2 separate regions of the Mus musculus genome follow, and region 2 is linked to region 1. Evidence: chromatin loops called from intact Hi-C (ENCODE). Cell type or tissue: gastrocnemius. All regions are shown on one strand. Each heading gives the region's core, and the rest is flanking DNA. Links, peaks and the distances in the headings are about the cores only. Region 1 has its middle 7.6 kb from the start of Gm7827. Region 2 overlaps Cyp4f18 (cytochrome P450, family 4, subfamily f, polypeptide 18).

Region 1 (5,381 bases), core at 107-5,106:
ACAGCCCTGGCATGCAGGCCTAGGTAAAGTAGGAAATAAGGGGAGGGACCACAAACACTAAAGGCCCTTTGAAAAGCTATATGGAAATTGGCTACTCTAGCAGCCTCCTATACATTTATCCGTATGGGATTTATCCGTATGGGATTTATCCATATGGGATTTATCCGCAAGGGATCCTTATGGAGCCAAAAACTGACAGAGGAGACAAGGCTCCAACTACACATCCTGTGCCACCAAGTTACACCTCCAGTAAGAGGAATGGGTTGCAACCTGTTGAGTCATTAACCAAAGGGTCCTACATAAAGCCTCAACTATCAGCACAGGCTAGTGCCAAGACTGTTGGATGGTCTACACAATGTGATGGTTAGGACTGATTTCTGAAGGTCACCTTTCTGTCATCACAGTGCAATAGGTTGAGCTGGGTCTAACTAGACTCTTCACCCTACTAACCAGAGTTCATAAGATTGGAAGGAAACCTGTTGCTACTGGAGGACAAAGGAAATCCTCAATATCTGTCAGCTACAAATCCTGCAACCTACAATAACACCTACAAGGCAGCTCACAACCATCTTCAAAGCCAATTATAGGCTATCCAAATCCTCTTGCATTGTCACAGGCCCAGACATGCACACAGTGAACACACATACATGTAGGCAAGATATACATACACATGAAATAAACATAATTTATCTTTCAATAATAATGGGTTTACAGGTATGTAATACACTTATGTACTAAGTTCATTCTTTGAAAGTATACAATCTAGTAGTGCTTTCTTAGTATGTCATTAAAATTATGCACCCATCACTCTGTTTTAAAAACATTTTTATCTTTGAGAAGAAACCCTAGCAATGTATTGAATCATTCCTGCATCCCTGGATGAAGTCTACTTGATCATGATGGGTGATGTTTTTAATGTGCTGCTGGATTTGTTTTGCAAGTCTTTTCTTGAGTATTTTTGCATCAATGTTTATAAAAGGAATTGGTCTGAAGTTCTCTTTCATTGTTCAGTGCTTCTTGGTTTAGGTATCAGGGTGACTGTTGCTTATACCATGAGTTTGGCAGTGTTCCTTCTGTTTCTATTTTGTGGACTAGTTTGAGGAGTATTAGCTCTTCTTGGAAGTTCTGGTAGAATTCTGCACTAAAACCATCTGGTCCTGGGCTTTTCAGTTATGAGACTTTTTTTTCTTTTAAAGTATAGAATGGAGCTTATTTAGGTCATGGGGAGGGGAGTTAAGAGGGTAGCAGAATCAGAGAAAGGCAGACAGAAGGAGAAAGTAGAGACATAGAGGCTGGTCATGGTCACATGGAGAGAGAGGAGAAGGGAGAGAGGGGGGCACAAGGAGCAAGAGAGAGGCAAGAGAGCAAGAGGTTAAGAGCTGGTTGTGAGAATGTTACTGCTTTTTCTTCTTCAGGGAGTATAAGACGGTTTAAATAGTTTACCTGATTTTGATTTAACTTTGGTAAGTGGTATGTGTCTAGAAGAAAAAAGCCCATTTCATTAAGACTTTCCAACTTTGTGGATACAGGTTTTTCAATAAAACCTATTAATTCATTGAATTTTCTGATATTCTATTGTTATGTCTCCTTTATCACCTCTGATTTTGTTTATTTGGATACTGTCTCTATGCCTTTTAGTTTGGCTAAGGGTTTGTCTATCTTGTTGATTTTCTCAAAGAACCAGCTCTTGATTTTGTTGATCCTTGGTGTTGTTTTCTTTGTGTCTAATTGATTGAGTTCAGTCCTGATTTGGATTGTTTCCTGCTGTCTACTCCTTTTGTGTGTGTTTGCCTCTTTTACTAGAGCTTTCAGACGTACTTTTAAATTTCTGGAATGTGGGCTTTCTAATCTCTTTATGGAGGCCATTGGTGCTATGAACTTTCCTCTTAGCAGCACTTTTATTGTGCCCCTTAAATTTCAGGTATATTGTGCTTTCATTTTCATTGAATTGTAGAAAGTCTTTAATTTCTTTATTTCTTCCTTGACCCAGAGATCATTGAGTAGAGAGTTGTTCAGTTCCCACGAGTGTGTAGGCTTTCTGGTTTTTCTGTTGTTATTGAAGTCCAGCTTTAACCTACTGTGTTCTGATAGGATGCAAGGGGTCATTTCAATTTTCTTGTAGCTGATGAGGCTTTCTTTGTGACCAACTATATGGTCAATTTTGGAGAAATTTCCAGAAGGTGATGAGAAAAAGTTACAAGCTCTTGATTTGGGGTGAAATATTCTACACATATTACATAGGTCCATTTGATTGATAACATCTGTTAGTTGCTTGTAGATGACTGAGGCTGGGGACGTTTCCAGTGGATGGTTGACAGGACTTGGGCACTTCTTATGGATGACTGCCAGGCTGTGGGCTTTTCCTATGAATAATTAACAGGCTGTTGGGGGTTGTTGCACAGATTTTGATAAGTTGTGTGTGTCCTGTGGATGATTGACAGGCTTTGGGTCTTGCATAGGAATGACCTATAGATGCAATTCTACAGATCTCTTGAATCTATATAAATTTTTGATAACAAATGAAAATCTAAACCCTATGTCATCAATACTTTGATTTTTTTCATTCCCATATTTCTTTTGTTTTATGCCCATGAGTAGTGTTTCCATACCTCACTACCAGCAGGAGCACAACACACTCCTAAGGTAATAGATAAAGTGTCCATGGTAATCCAGGTGCTAAATGTTAGCAAAGCAGGACCTCATGCTTTGCCATAAAATCATCAGTGTGCCCCTGGACTCATACAAAAATTGGGTAAATATCTCTACAAAGTGGTAACCTATACTATCCAACTCCCATGCTTGATATTCAAAAGGCTTTAAGCAAAATGAAACTAGGGTTCCAAAGAGTATGGCTCGTTCCATTTAATAATTTAAATTTATAGAGTGTATGAAACTTGACTGAGAAGAGGAACATAAAGATATAAGAATAGGAAGATCTGGGGAGATAGTAAAATCTATATTCTACACTATAGCTATCTAAATTATGTGTGGGAAAGAAATGGACTGATAGAACGAAAAACTACAGTTGGACAATTCAGTGTTTTTAAAGAAAACATTCAATGAGCAAAAGAATATCTTGAAACTATAATTTATAATTTATTCTTGTATTATCTATATGAAGCTCCAACTTAAAGAATAATTAGCCCCTTAGAACTACAAAATGATCAAGAAGCAAGGGGACTACAGAAAATCTACAGTTGTGTGATTGGTTCCCCTTCATAACCTAGTGCAGAATAAGAATAGGAAATAAGAATAAAGGGCAGGGGTGGTTGGTAAAACTCAATTGGTAAAATACTTGCCCTGAAAACCTGAGTGAAGATGTGGGGATAAGGGGATCCCCAAAGCTTACTTGCCTGCAAGTCTGAGAGTCAGTGTGCTTCAAGAGAGTAAATCAAACACACCAGGGATTTGGGTGAGTGAACATGTCTTTAAAACTGAGGGACCACTGGGTGGAACACACAGGGAGGCTTGATGGCCTGAGTTCTGTCCCCAGAACCCATAATGTGGCAGAAGAGAACTGTCAAGCAGCAAGTCCTCTGACCACCACACACTAGGCTCCGCATGTGTGGGACACGGGAAAATGAGAGGATGACAGTGTCAGTCTCTGTCCTTCACAGGTGTATCAATGCATACACCACATGTGCACAAGGTGAGTATGGGGGAGCAGGGTCACGGTGACAGTTCAAAATGTCTTTGTTTGGTCCATTAGCCAACACAGGAGATATTGAACTAATAATTCTTGGTGATGTCTTTGCATTAAAGTTGACAATAGATCTTATGATAAATTTTTCCGTATTATATATAACATAGTATAATTAACATGAATATTATGGAGAGATGGCTTAGCAGTTAAGAGCTCTAGTTTTGTTTGTAGTGCACTCAGTTTTGAGTGCTAGCACCACATGGCAGCTCACAACTGTCCATAACTCCTGTTCCAGGGCATTTCTCACTCAATTCTAGCATACAGTGCATAGAAAACAAACAGCAGCAAAATACTCCTCTATATAAAGCTACAAAAGTTAAGCATATACAATGAAGTAAAATGTATGTAGTTTCTTTAACTAAGTCATGTTAAAATATCCAATACAGTTCTTCAAAAGAGACAATGGGAAAGTATTTATAAACTAACTGAATTTTTTGTTTTGTTTTCCTTATAGAAGGCCTGGGAGCTGATGTCTTAAAGTACGTATGTCTAGGTGCCCAGGACCCTAAAGCAGGTAAATGATCCAGTGAGGCTCAGTAAAAAAGAGCCTAAGTATAACCTCTCCCCTCTCAGAATGCATTCCATAAAGTACAGTGTGCCCATGCTACACTCAACAGACCCAAGAAGGCTGGATAGGAAGAAGGGCACAAGAAAGGATGTTTGATTCTATTGAATGGTCATGGGATGCAGATGGAGGGAGAGAACTGCATGAGAAAGGAGATAGGGATGGAGAGGTGGGTTCATTGTCTGGTGTGGGGAGGAGGGGGGTCCATGATAATGAATGGAAATCTGCAACTGACAGGGATGGTAAGGAGGGGGCAACTTTAGGAAGAGACGGAGACATAGGATAGGGGATTCACACAAGTATCACTGTGGGTGTGCTTAGCTGTGACTCAGCATTGGCGATATGGAGCCTGGGGAGGCTTCCTCTTCTGGCTAGGCAGGAACCCCAGTGGAGCAATAGTGACATTAACCCACCCACAAAACTTTTAACCCAAAACTTTTCCTGTCTAAAGAAATGCAGGAATAGGGGATGGAGTAGAGACTAAGGGAATGGCCAACCAAAACCCCACCAAACTTGAGACCCATCCCATGGGCAAGCAACAGTCCCTGACACTATTAATGATACCCTGTTATGCTCATAGACACATACTGGTACATACTTTCCTATGAGAGAATCCACCCAGCAATGACTTAAATAGATGTAGACACCCACAGCTAAACATTAGATGGAACTTGGAGACTCTTGTGGAAAAATAAGAAGGGTGGCAGTGCCTAAGGGGATAGGAACTTCACACGAAGAACAACAGAATCAACTAATGTGGGACCATGAAAGGCAGCCTAGTTTCTGATTGAGCTAGGTTAAAAACCCCAGAGACACAGCAGATAACTCTGCAAGGAACAGTAGGTGCTTTGCCACGCTCCTAGACAACAGGATCCTAGACACCTAGGAGGCCTCTCCTCAAGACCATTTTAATGAGGTTCCTAAAGGCCTGAAGAGCATAGCCAATTAAGCTCTCCTTCCCAGACACTACTCACTGCAAAAGGTATGTAACCTCAGGCCTGCCCTGAGAAAGAGAGTATAGTTTCACTCATCACAACAGTCCTCCATGACAATAAATGCTTTAAAACCATGGACTGTTAAAGATCTTTTCCCAATCTGTTGGTTGCCTTTTTA
Region 2 (5,381 bases), core at 141-5,140, 860 kb before region 1:
AATGCACAGAGCCCTTGCAGAGGATCCTGCTTTAGTTCCCAGAACCCATGTTGAGTTGTTCACAATTGCCTATAACTCTAGCTCCCAAGGATTCGATGTTACCTGCTTCCTTGGGCCCCTGCACAGAAATATGTGTACACATGTATATACTCACACACACAGGCACACATACACAATTTAAAACTTGTAAAAACCAAAACAATCAAAGAGGCATCCGTAGGGGGTGTCTTAAAGGGTTTTACTACTATGAACAGATATCATGTCCAAGGCAACTCTTATAAGGACAACATTTAATTGGGGCTGGCTTACATCTTCAGAGGTTTAATCCATTATCATCAAGGCAGGCGTGGCACAGGAGAGGCTGAGAGTTCTACATCTTCATCTGAAGGTTGCTAGAAGAATACTGGCTTCCAGGCAGCTAGGATGAGGGTCTTAAAGCCCACACCCACAAATGACACACCTCCAACAGGGCCACACCTTCAAATAGTGCCCCTCCCTGGGTCGAGCATAGACAAACCATCACAGAGGGATACATAAACAAAGAAACAAAAAGCTAGCAGCTAGGCAGTCTTTAGGAAGATGTGATGCTGGGTCATCAGAGTGAGTGGTGTGTTCTGGAGTTTTTCAGCTGCAGATTTAGCAGCATCAGGTCCTAAAATTTTAAATAATCACAACATACCAAAAGAAGACAGATTAAAGCTACATCATTCACTCATTAGTTATTAATGTTTTCCCATCGATTCTGCCTAGGGCTGTATATGTGGCTTGGTGGTAGACTACTCACCTAGAATATACAAGGCCACAGGCTAGATCTTTAGTACCACAAAACCAAACTAAACTGTGGTAGTTTGAATATGCTTGGCCCAGAGAGTGGCACTCTTAGCAGGTGTGGCCTCGTTGGAGGAAGTGTGTCATTGTAGGCATGGGCTTTAAGACCCTTGTCCCAGCTTCCTACTAGCTGCCTTCAGAATGAGAGGTAGAACTCTCAGCTCCTCCAGTGCCATAGTGTCTGGATGCTGCCATGCTTCCTGCCATAATGATAACAGACTGAACCTATGAAGCTGTAAGCAAGCCCCAGTGAAATGTTGTCCTTATAAGTGTTGCCTTAGTCATGGTGTCTCTTCACAGCAGTAAAACCCTAACTAAGACACAAACCAGAACCAAAACCACCACCTGCAATGCCTCTCTCTGTTGAAATGGCACATTCACCCTTACACCACAAGCGGCATTCCTTCCTTCCTTTGCCTCACCTTGGCTAGTTGCATTTCTAGTGTTTCTAGTGCAGTGATGACAAAATCAAAGCTTTAGATCTCGCTATCTTCTTTCTACTGTTTTGTATTTTGGTTTCTTTCTCTTTTTTTTTTCCCAGAATGAATAATTTTTATGCAACTTGTTAAATTAACATTTATTTTTATTTTAAAATTATATATGTGTATGTGTGGGAGTATTTGTATGTGAGTGCAGAGTCTGCAGAGGTCGGAAGAGTGAGTCAGAGCCTATAGAGTTAGTGTACGGGGCAGTTGTGAGCTGCCTGTAGTTTCTGGGAATTGAACTCGGGTCCTCTTAAACACTGAGCCAGCTGTCCTGACCATTTGTTAACTTTTATACCATTGGCATTACATTTTTGTTTCCTCAGGATAAACATTTTAAAGTCGCCTGGCTAACCTTTCTTTGGTACTCTTAATTATCTGATTTAAAAAGCTTTCGATTAATTAATAAGTTAGTCATTAAGAATGACACAATTAAACTATTAGTCAGTAAGCTAACCAACTATTAATTAATAATGAATTTTTTTTTTTCAGACAAGAGTACCATTGTGGCTGGACTGGAACTCATAATCCTCCTGTCTCTGTCTTTCCATTGTTGGGAATTCTGTTTCTGTTTTTGTTTTTAAATTACATTAATTAATTAATTAATTAATTAATTAATTAATGTCTCTCTTGGAGATTGAACTCATTTTCAGACTTACTGACAGCTGATTTTCCTCTCTGAACCATTTGGTCAGCCTGTGTTTTTCCAATTCTCATGTACTTCATCCATCTTAGCACTTAAAACAGGGAGGTTTCACTGGGTCACAGAGGAGTTGAAGTTCTCTCATTTTTGATCTGGTTAACTATTCCCCCCCCCCTCAGGGACGACCTGGCCCAGCTGCCATTCCTCACCATGTGCATTAAGGAGAGCCTACGGCTGCATCCTCCCGTCACTGCAATCTCCCGATGCTGCACTCAGGACATTGTGCTCCCAGATGGTCGGGTCATCCCTAAAGGTGCCCGAAACATCAGGGAGGAGGGAAGGTTCTGGGCAGACAGTGGATCCAGGTTGCAGCAGTTCTTCATTGCTTCATTTCCCCCACAGGTGTCATAAGCCGAATAAGTATTTTCGGGACACATCACAATCCAGCTGTGTGGCCAGACCCGGAGGTGCTGTCCCTCTTAATTCTTTGTTATAGGCTGGGATTCTCAAGAGGACGGTCTTTTTGTTTGTTTGTTGGCTAAGGTCTCATGTAGCTCAGGCTGGCTTCAACTTAACCTGTAGCCAAGGATAACCATAAACTTCTGATCCTCCTGCTTCCACCCCCTCAGTGTTGGGATGAGAGGTGTGCAGAACCACGCCTGGTTTATGTGGTGCCTGGGATGGGATCCAGGGCTTTGTGCCTGCTAGGTAATTGCTCTTTCAACTTAGCTACCTCCCCAGCCCCAGTCATGGGTTTTATGAAGCAGGGTGTCAGGTATCCCAGGCTAGCCTGGAAGTCCTTACACAGGAGTTGACCCAGAACCCTTGATCCTCCTGCCTCCTGCTGCTGACAGGTTTGCAGCCATCAGTTTTATGCTGGTGCTGGGATGGAATCCAGGGTTTACGACTACTCCTCATTGCATCCCAGGAGGTAGATAAATCAACTCTGACCTTCCATGCACACTGAGGACTCTGCTCTTGGCTACGCTGGCAATTGGTTCTCACCCGCCATGATTCCATGTCCCCTGCAGGTCTATGACCCCTTCCGCTTTGATGCCGACAACGTCAAGGGCAGGTCACCCCTGGCTTTTATTCCCTTCTCGGCTGGGCCCAGGTGAGGCTAGGACTGAGGGGCAGGGGCCTCGGGCTGACTGTGAGGACGGGGGAGTTGGGGTTTTTTGGAGGTTAGCGTTTCCTCCCTACCTCCCTGCACAGAATTGTGCAAAGGTTTGGGAACCAGGGAGGGGAAGGTGAAGAGTCCTCTGTGCTCAGAATCCCGCCCTGGCCTTTTCGGCTATTGATCAAGGCTTGGCTCTGAGGATGTCTACGTCCTTGCGTGGTCCCAGAAACCTCAGACTCGGGCCAGGTTCTAGTGCTGTGTTGGTCCTGGGTAGGGTCTTGGGCACAGTCAGAGTTCCCACCCCGCCCTCCTGCAGGAACTGCATAGGACAGACTTTCGCCATGAGCGAGATGAAAGTAGCTCTGGCGCTGACTCTGCTGCGCTTCCGCGTTCTGCCGGATGACAAGGAGCCCCGCAGGAAGCCGGAGCTGATCCTGCGCGCAGAAGGCGGGCTGTGGCTGAAAGTGGAGCCGCTCAGCGCAGGCGCGCAGTGATCTCTGAGCTGGCGTGGGACTCTCCTATCCATCCACCCACCTGTGCCTTTCCAGGAATAAAATTTTCTTGTCACCTTGTCTGAGCCTCACCAAACATCCAGGTTACATGCCTCATGTGAGCCACAGGGAGCCATGAAAGGTGTTTGAGTGGTAGAGGGATTTAAGGGACATGAAAATTAATATTGTCATTCAGGAGGCAAGGTACACCTGTGAGCGATAATCTGGATAAATCAACTGAAGTGGAATGATCAGTCCTAATCCTTACTGTAGGTGGCGCCATTACTAGGTTTGGGTTCTGGGTTGAATTAAAAAAAAAAAAAAAAAAAAAAAAGACAAGAAAGCGTGGCTCAGATTAGAGGTGGCTCTTCCCACCTCAAATGTTCTAATCAAGAAAATTGCCTTAGAGATGTGCCAAACAGCTTGGGTTTTAGTTAATTACAGATGTAGTCAAATGAAAACCAAGAATGGCCACCATAGCTAGACTACTAACCCTTCCCAAACATTTCCACCAAATGTGAGAGCAAGGACATGAGCTTAGGGGTCATCCTCATTCAAATCGCCACAGTCCCTTACCTTTTGAGGATGTAGCATTACAGCAACTGGGCATGCGAATTAGTCAGGATTCTCTAAAGCCACAAAACAATGGGATGTCTCTATATATTAAGAGGATTTATTGGAATGACTTACAGTCTGTAGTCCTGAGAGGCCAAATCTTTTAAGTTTAGACTCCATTTTAGAGAACCTGACCTAAGTTTCAACTCAGGTCAACTGACAGGCTGGTACCTAGCATTAGTTTCCAAGCTGCCACCAACAAAACCCGAGCCTAGCTCCAGTCTCTAGGCTGATCCCCACAAGACCAGCGTCTCCAGGTTATTCTCCCAACAAACCTACAACCCCAGGTTACAAGCCCACTCCCTGCTCAATGATCACCAATGCAGAGGGAAGCAGAAATTAGGTTTATAATATAGTTCCCAACACCAGCCAATTGTGTTAAAGGCTACAGCAGCTTTCCAATTAGATGCTTGCACACTCCACCCCCTTGCTGCTTACTATTAAGCCTTGCCCCGATAGATATTCAAGGCTCCTCCACCACCAAAACCTTCCTGAGTGACAATGGTGCATTGGAGGGGCCTGAGCTAGCTCGAATAGAATAAAGACCCTGCTGTGATCGGCTTATGTCTGTGTTTTGGGAGTTCAACCCTTCCCTGGCACAACAGTCCAACTAACCTAACAATGGGCAGCTGTGAATGGGAAGTCTAGTTGTTGCTCAGTCCCACAAGGCTAGGTGTTTCAGCTGGTCTTCTCTATAAGCTGGAGTCATGAAGTACACTCCAACAGATGTGCTGGCAAGTAAGTGCAGGCAGGCAAAGAAGGAACGCAGGCATAAATATTTGCAACCTATTTTTAATAAGGGTTTAACCTCTCCTTTAGCCCACCACCCAGCATAGGGAGTGAAAGAGAAAAGTTACTAGAATATGGGGAAGTGGACCTGTTCAGCAATAGTTCTTTGGGGGCAAGCTTAATCTTCTTGGGCAGCAGTTCAGTCCAGTAGCAAACACCAAATATGACCCAGCAGCAGCTGCAGACCAGTCCTCTCGGCAGGCAGACACCAGGCACAAACCACCAGCTACAGTCCAGCCCTTTCAGCAAGCAGACACCAGGCAGCTGTAGTTTAATCCTAAAGAAATCGCCAGGCTTGCCAACTGGCTTAAGGTAAGGCCACAGAAGCACCAAGCTGCCACAGGAACCTCAGGAGCGGTTCTTTGGTGAGTTTCTCTCAATGGCAGTGTCACCACAAGCTGAGCTCAACAATG

What was found. Peaks named below come from ENCODE experiments on the same cell type or tissue, not always from the same donor. Only the 100,000 strongest peaks of a DNase experiment are listed, where the experiment ranks them.
Region 2: a loop joins it to region 1, with 7 times the contacts of the local background. A loop is called at or near these places in 15 of 42 quality-filtered maps.

The regions. Positions count from the first base shown.
Region 1 is chr8:71,130,049-71,135,429 of GRCm38, reverse strand. It overlaps a transcript of Gm7827 not described here. Among named protein-coding and RNA genes, the nearest start is that of Gm7827, 7.6 kb to the left of the region's middle. In gastrocnemius, for the core only: no CTCF peak of the experiment used is centred there; a DNase peak (open chromatin) is centred at 2,340.
Region 2 is chr8:71,986,746-71,992,126 of GRCm38, reverse strand. Cyp4f18 (cytochrome P450, family 4, subfamily f, polypeptide 18) reads left to right here. Exons shown (of 13, transcript NM_024444.2): 10 at 2,133-2,266; 11 at 2,356-2,420; 12 at 2,985-3,067; 13 at 3,390-3,645. The coding sequence ends at 3,567. Among named protein-coding and RNA genes, the nearest start is that of Gm51535, 15 kb to the left of the region's middle. In gastrocnemius, for the core only: a CTCF peak has its summit at 3,841 (motif pointing right); DNase peaks (open chromatin) are centred at 3,070 and 3,521; H3K4me3 peaks cover 771 bases; H3K27ac peaks cover 180 bases.